2 separate regions of the Homo sapiens genome follow, and region 2 is linked to region 1. A link is a contact called in ENCODE Hi-C or POLR2A ChIA-PET data. All regions are on one chromosome and are shown on one strand. The core of a region is the stretch at or near the end of the contact, and the rest is flanking DNA. Distances in the headings are between cores, read along the strand shown. Region 1 overlaps LOC105375336 (a long non-coding RNA gene). Region 2 has its middle 65 kb from the start of LINC03011.

Region 1 (3,780 bases), core at 749-3,248:
GTTGGCCAGGTTGGCTTTCTTTCTTTCTTTTTTTTTTTTTTTAATTAGAGACACTTGAGCCCAGGCTGGATCTAAACTCCGGGCTGAAGCGATCCTCCTTTCTCAGCCTTCGGAATAGCTGGGATGACAGGTGTGAGCCACCGTGCCTGGAATTCCCTTATTTCTTTTGCACAGGCATGAGCTTTCTCTCCATACACAGGTGCACACACTTACTTTACTGAACCATTAGAGAGTTGTAGACAGCAGATCATTTCACCCCTTCTTGGAAAAGGGCATTCTATGTAGCTACAGTCGCCTTATCACACTCAGGAAACTTAGCGCTGATATATCTACTATTATTAAGATACAATGTAGGCCAGGTGCGGTGGCTCATGCCTGTAATCCCAGCACTTTGGGAGCTGAGACGGGCGGATCACTTGAGGTCAGGAGTTGGAGAGCAGTCTGGCCAACGTGATGAAACCCCATCTCTACTGAAAATACAAAAATTAGCCAGGTGTGGTGGTGCATTCCTGTAGTCCCAGCTACTTGGGAGGCTGAGGTGGGAGAATTGGTTCAACCTGGGAGGCGGAGGTTGCAGTGAGCCGAGATCGTGCCATTGCACTCCAGCCTGGGCAACAGAGCCAGACTTTGTCTCAAAAAAAAAAAAAAAAAAAAAGATGCAATGTAAACTCACATTCCTTCAGTTGTCCTAATAGTGTTCTTTTTCCTCCCAATTCAGGATCCAGTGAAGAACTACACATTGCATTTAGTTGTCATGTTTCTTTAATTTCCTTTCCTCTGGAAGTTTACTTAGCTTCTTTTTGTGACATTGGCACTGTGACAAATGACATTGATATTTGAAGAGTCTAAATCTAACCCAGTTGTTTTGAAGACTGTTCCTCAATTTGGAATTCTCTGATTATATCCTCATGGATAGATTTGAATTAAACATCTTGGGGCTGGATTGCTCTGAGGGATGTCTTTCTCATGCATCACATCATTATTGGTGCTGTGAAATTGGATAACTTGATTAAGTTGATGTCTGTCTGGTTTCACCATATCCTGTTGCCAACAACCTGTCATTTAGTGTGGTTACAGTAACTTCTCAAGGGTAAAAACTGCCTTAAAAAAAAATTCCACAACACATACAGCCCGTTTAGGACTTCATAAAAAGGTAGATAAGGTACCTCTTGACCTTTTGTTAAATAAAGAAGGGCCTAGCATACATTGGCATTTTGTCAGAGTATTTAGCTGGGTTAAAAACAATTATCTTGCTGATAAAAGAAAATCAATGAATAAATCAGTTTCTGTCAGCCAGAGTCTGCAAAATGCAGTACCTGTGTAAACATCGATTGTTCTCTTGATCCCAAAACACAGATTCATTAAAACTTATGTGAAAGAGAGTTTTCCTCCTTTATATTTGTTCTAGAAGAGGCAAAGAATGTTCTTTGGATTCTTACATTACAGTATTGACTTTTTCAGTGGCATAGTAACTTGGAATGGCCAAGGACAAATTTTCGCAGAGCGTGCAATATTCTGAATGACAGAGAAGGGGCAATGATTTGGAAATGAAATTGTAACGGTGCACCTGGGATGGATCCGTTGGTCCTGAAGAGAAACAATATTCATATTTTTTCTCCAGTTAACTATTCCAGGAAGGGATGTCTTAACGCCTCATATTTTGGAGAGCACAGGGAGTTATAACTCAATTTCAAGCAAAGATAGGAGGAAGCCAGTGGGCTGATTTCCTGATTAAGCAGGCAAAGATGACATGTGGTTTGATTTGTCATTTTCAATTTTAAATGAGCTCTGTCACATGCACTAATTATGCATTGTCTTTCCTGTGTTAGATTCCTTTCAAATATGATACTCTTTGTGACTTCAGTGTGTTTGTGGTCATTTGGGCAAAGCAGCACTTTTGTGAAATCGTAGCTTGAATCACTGGTAGCATTTGGTAAGCTTCACAGAGCTGATTTGATTACAGTGCTGACATCACTGTGCTGATGACCTAAGGCCTAGGTTGAGCCCTGTGTGAACCACTGTTGGTTTTGCTTTATTTATTGACTGGGAAATCAACTATCTGTTTGGCCCATGCTTTTGAAATCTTGGGTCATCATTTGCATCATCTCACTGCACTCCTGGTTTAAGACATACAGGGGTCTCTGTTGCACAATATGTCAAGCACAGACCCCTCTACCTGATTTTTCAGGATTCTGCATTACCAGTTTCCATTCATCCAGTCCAGTCTCATTTCCCACAACTCCATAGTTGCCTTCCACTTTATTTAGACTTCTTACTGTGTGACCTTGAGCAAGTTATTTAATTTCTGAACCTTGGCTTCCTGTCTATAGAGTAGGAATCATACGAATAGCTTCTACATCATAGGGTTTTTAATGACAATTAACTGAGATAATATCTTTTAAAAATAATAACCTTCCATTATGGAGATGTTAATACAAGTACCAAGAACTGTGCTAAACTTTTAAAATTTGTTGTCTCACTTCATCATAACAGTTTGATGAGGTAGGAGGAGCTGGTGGTAGTGGTAGTTGCACAGGTAGTAGTAATGATAACGTTGGTGCTTATTGAGCACTTAATATGTTCCGGGTATTTTACATGTTTCCAGTGAACCCTGTGAACAGTCTTACAAGGTTGATACTATAATTGCCATTTGATAGATAGGAAATTTAAGCATAATGAGATTAAGTAACTTGCCCAGATTCACATAGCCAAAGAATGCAAGAGCTGGATTGAAATCCAGGCCACACTTTTAGATACTAGTTTCATCCCATTTTTAGTTTAGAAGGAAAACTTAGGGAGTAATTAACTAAAACTCTCACAGCATATAAATGGCAGAGCTAGAATGTGAACCCAAATCTGATTTCAAAACTATATTCTTTGTCATACTCCACTGCCTGCAGACTGCTGAAAACAATGCTTTCTGATATGCTATTGTAGAGTGGATCGATTGTGATTTAATATACATCACATTGTTGTTTCTTCACTCAGGAAAGATGGCATATTGCCTGGATTAACTGTTACACAGGGAACCAGGCTTTTGGCCACTGCTTGCCACCCTGACTGTACCTGTTGAGTTGACGTAGGTGGTGAACACCCTGGGAGCATGGTGGATATTTGGCAGGATACTTGCCCATGGCTGGAATTCCCAGTGGTGACATTGGTGTTAAGTGGGCCATTTCTGTTGATTCAGCAGGAGGACGTGGCTGCCCAAGATGTCAATAGCTGATGGGAGGCAGATAATAATGGGGAGAGGACATGGCTGTTGGATGGGACAGCACTTTGTTCCCAAGTCTGCTCTGAAATTGCCCACAGCTAGCTAAACCATGTTGGACTTAAGACATTTCTCAGTTTCAGTTTTAGGTGGTAGTCCCCAAATTCTAAAAGCGGACTACTACATCTTGACAGGAATTCTTTTTTTTTTTTTTTTTTTTTGAGACAGAGTCTCTCTGTGTTGCCCAGGCTGGAGTGCAGTGTCGCGATCTCGGCTCACTGCAAGCTCTGCCTCCCCGGTTCATGCCATTCTCCTGCCTCAGCCTCCCGAGTAGCTGGGACTACAGGCACCTGCCACCACGCCCGGCTGATTTTTTTTTGTATTTTATTGATTGATTGATTGATTGATTGTAGAAACGGGGTTTCACCATGATAGCCAGGATGGTCTTGATTTCCTGACCTCATGATCCGCCTGCTTCGGCCTCCCAAAGTGCTGGGATTACAGGTGTGAGCCACCGTGCCTGGCCCCCAACTTGACAGGAATTATTATTATTATTATTATTATTATTA
Region 2 (3,886 bases), core at 681-3,180, 530 kb before region 1:
TTATGTAACTGTTTTCATCTTAGTGATGATTGCTAAAAAGTTTAGTTAGAGACAGATAGATGTATGGGCTGACTCTTGACTAATTTAGACATCTTCCAGGAAAACATTTCTGTCTTGTCATCTGTGGCTCTGCCTGTGGGGTTTCTCCATGTTTCTTTTGTTTGTTTGTTTTTGTTTACTTATTAAATTATTATTATTTTTTGAGACAAAGTCTCTCTCTTGTCCCCCAGGCTGGAGTGCAATGGCGCGATCTCGGCTCACTGCAACCTCCACCTATTGGGTTCAAGTGATTCTCCTGCCTCAGCCTCCCAATAGCTGGGATTACAGGTACGTGCCACCATGCCTGGCTAATTTTTGTATTTTTAGTAGAGACAGAGTTTCACCATGTTGGCCAGGCTGGTCTACGAACTCCTGACCTCAGGTGATCTGCCTGCCTCAGCCTCCCAAAGTGCTGGGATTACAGGGTGAGCCACCGTGCCTGGCCTATTGTTTATAATTTTTAAAAAATTGTTTAATGCCTATCTATCTATATTTACTAGAGATGGGGTCTCACTATGTTGCCCAGGCTGGTCTCGAGTTCCTAGGCTCAATCGATATTCTCCCTCATCCTCCCAGAGCATTGGTATTACAGTTGTTATTCTTTTTATTTTCTAGTCTGTTATGCTGAATTGCATTTATCTTTTAAATAGACTTTAAATATTCTTTGGCAGAAAGTGAGGAATAAATACATATATTACACCTATAAAATCAGTAAAACGAAATGAAAATTATCAAGCCCAATGTTGTAAGGGCCATAGGGAAATAAGCGCGTACACGTGGTTAATGACAGTGTGCACCGAGTTTCTGAGGAGTGTGGCTAGCAATAGACACTTAGTGCTATAACATTGATTCTTTTTTGTTTTTTGTTTTTTTTTGTTTTTTGAGATAGAGTCTCGCTCTGTCACCCAGGCTGGAATGCAGTGGTGCGATCTCGGCACACCGCAAGCTCCACCTCCCAGGTTCACACCATTCTCCTGCCTCAGCCTCCGGAGTAGCTGGGACTACAGGCGCCCGCCACCACGCCTGGCTAATTTTTTGTGTTTTTAGTAGAGACGGGGTTTCACTGTGTTAGCCAGGATGGTCTCGATCTCCTGACCTCATGATCCACCCGCCTCAGCCTCCCAAAGTGCTGGGATTACAGTTGCGAGCCACCGCGCCCGACCTATTTATTCTTATTAAGCGGTTAATACCACTTTTGGAAATGTATCGCAGAGAAGTAACCCAAAAGAAGATAGTCCTTACAAAATTATTTATAGCTGCAGTGCACAACAGTGAAAAGAGGGGAAGCAACCCAAATGCACAGTGGTAGAGAGTCAAATAAGTCAGTTAATATAATGGAATGTTACAAAGCTACCAAAAAGGATTCAGTGGGTTAGATAAATAGAAATGTCCACAAAACATGTAAATTATCAAAACATGCATTAAATCTATTTAAGAATATGTAGATATAGCAAAAAGAATGAGCTGGTCATGGTGAGACTGCTAGGTGGGAAGGGGTCCTGGGAAAAACCCCAACCGGCCTGTACACTGGGGTGGAGCCCCCCGGAAAAACTCCAACCGGCCTGTGCACTGGGGTGGAGCTTCGGGAAGTGGCGCAGTCTTTTGTAGCAGGGAGGAGCCTGGCCCCTCTTCTTTCTGTGTAGAACCTGGGATTCTAGCTGCTGGCAGGAAGCACTGTAGCAGAGACTCTGGCCTTGTGAGAGTCCTTCTTTCCCCCTTTTCTTCCTTTTCACTCAATAAAACCCTGTCTTACTCACCATTCAAACCGTCTGCCAGCCCGGGGCAGACACTCTTCTGTCTCCTGCTTCCAGTCCTGTAAAGATGCCAGGATCTCCCAGGGCATGGCAGGCACCCTCAAAGGTAGACGTGATTGAGGCCCTAATGGGCTGTCTCCAGCCTGCTGACGGGGGTGGCGGCTTCTCCCGGGCTGCCGCTGGCCAACCCACTGCGCTGCAGTCCACCTGGTGCTGGGGCTGTGGTGCTAGGGCTGTGGGGCACAGTCCTTCAGGACCCACTCCCTTTCCTGCCCAGAAGATCCAGGCCTGGCGTCCTTATGTCCCCTGGAAAGCTCACTCCCATCCTCAGGGTAGGAGGGCAGTTGCACGCTGGGCTGGTTTGGGCGTGTCCTGGGACACCCCTGCAGGCCAGATGCAGCAGGGGATGTGGCTCTGAGGGGTTGCTGTGGGCAGGTTAGCGTGGAGCTGGGTTCTGGAAAGGAGTTGCCGTGCTGTCTGCCAGGACCCCTCCTCTGAGACAGGGTTGCCTTGTGGGACAGTGCCCCAAAGTGCCCTGGGCACGAGGGGTCCCTGCGCCCCCCACACACTGACCCCGCATTGGGGGGCCCTGCACCCCACACACTGATCCTGCATCGGGGGGCCCTGGACCATCCTTGATGTTGCCATGCCCCTAGCTCTGGTGGCACTGGGACCCTCCAGGATGGGCTGAGCAGGGGCCCCCTCCACCAGTGCAAACCCCAGCACCAGCGGGAGTGGGCCTAGGCAGGGGGTGCAGGGAGTGACACTCAAGGGGACCTGCCCCAGCCTCCTCTTGTACTCTGGGGGTTCTCGTTTTCCTTGGCTGAGGGAAGTGGCCTCTCCCCGCTGAAACCTGGGGTCAGGCTGAGTGTGGGAGGAAACGGGGGTGGGGAGTGAGCAGGACCCCAGACCTTGGGAATCCTGAGTTGGGGTGGGGGGGCAGGCTCTGCCTACGATGTGCCTGGGGGCCTGGGCTGAACCCCCTCCTGGGGAGCCAGGCTCACAGGTTGTTCTGTGGGACTCAACAGGGGACAGCGTCCTGGCCAGGGTGAGGAAGGCCATCACACCGGGGTCTGCGGGAGGCATATGCAGGCTAAGCTCTCACCTGCCTGGCCCCCCCCACCCCGCAATCTGCTGCAGCCATTCTCTCTGCCTTGGCCGGGACCCGAAGTCCGACCACCATTCCTGGGGCTCCCCTGCCAGGCGGGCACCCCCTGCTTAGAGGCCATCCCCACCCCCTCCATCTGCCCCTGTCCTAGTGACAGCCACCTGTCCTGGTGCCCTGGTTGAGGGGAGGAAGCTGTCCTTGCACCCCTGGTCTCGGGCGCAGCCTCAGCGCCGCATCAGAGCTGCCCGGCCCCCCTCTACTGGCCATTGTCGGAAGTGCAGCCCGGCGTGAGCATTGCCTTTCCCTGGAGATGGGACCCAGAGCAGCACCGCTGGAAACAGGGAGTCCCCCACTGTTCCTGACAGCGGCAGTAGCAATTGCGGACCATGCAGACTCAAGAGAGCCCCAGCCCATGTCAGCACCAGGAGCCAAAACCGAGTCAAGGGCTCGGTGCGGGGACCAGCTGGGGGCGGACCTGGGAAGCCTGGATGGCAAGTGGGGCAGGAAGGCGCCCACTCCGGGACTGCCTGGGCTGCAGGGGGTCTCCAGCCAGAGACGTTGGGTGAGACAGGGCGTCCGCCCTCGAAGGGCTGAGTGACAGAACTGCCCTGGGGTTCCGCCCAGCCCAAACGGGCTAGATGAAGGTGGAGTCCAGAGGCCTCCCCGTCCTGCTGGCTGAGGGCCTGGGCCTCAAACAGCTGCTTCATTATGAGCGCCGACTTCTGCTCCAGCTGCATGACGCGCCCACTCTTCTCGGTCACCTCCTGGGTGAGGCGTCGGTTCTGCTCCTTCAGCATAAGGATAGTCTGCTGCTGCCACCCCGGGAAGGAGGTGAACGTCAGGGCAGGGCAGAGGGGCCCGGAGGAGGACGTAGGTAGGGCCCGGCTGGCACCGGCCGCAGCCAGCAACTCCCCCACGCACCGGGCCACCTCCTGTACCTTAGGCAGTAGCCGCCCCAGTGGGTGGGGGCTCCCCGCAGGCCCAA

Evidence for each region. Hi-C counts contacts between places; a loop is a spot of excess contacts on that map. ChIA-PET counts read pairs that join two places held with the same protein, here RNA polymerase II (POLR2A). Pooled maps may share reads with other maps.
Region 2: a pooled map shows a loop between it and region 1 (12-fold over the local background). The contact joins two enhancer-like sites. A Hi-C loop is called at or near these places in 1 of 37 single-sample maps with no recorded cell type and 14 of 50 pooled maps. POLR2A ChIA-PET finds 5 or more read pairs at or near these places in 3 of 52 experiments (A673, B cell and HepG2).

Annotation. Positions count from the first base shown.
Region 1 is chr7:66,031,894-66,035,673 of GRCh38, reverse strand. The region is part of intron 2 of LOC105375336 (a long non-coding RNA gene); the gene reads left to right. Among named protein-coding and RNA genes, the nearest start is that of ASL, 42 kb to the left of the region's middle. Within about 2 kb of position 1,998, at least 3 of the 41 ENCODE cell types and tissues checked have a DNase peak (open chromatin) inside an H3K27ac peak, as active enhancers do.
Region 2 is chr7:66,557,020-66,560,905 of GRCh38, reverse strand. It overlaps the pseudogene RABGEF1P1 and the pseudogene SAPCD2P3. Among named protein-coding and RNA genes, the nearest start is that of LINC03011, 65 kb to the right of the region's middle. RefSeq lists silencers at 1,500-1,732, 3,070-3,179 and enhancers at 1,759-2,574, 2,575-3,390. Within about 2 kb of position 1,930, at least 2 of the 41 ENCODE cell types and tissues checked have a DNase peak (open chromatin) inside an H3K27ac peak, as active enhancers do.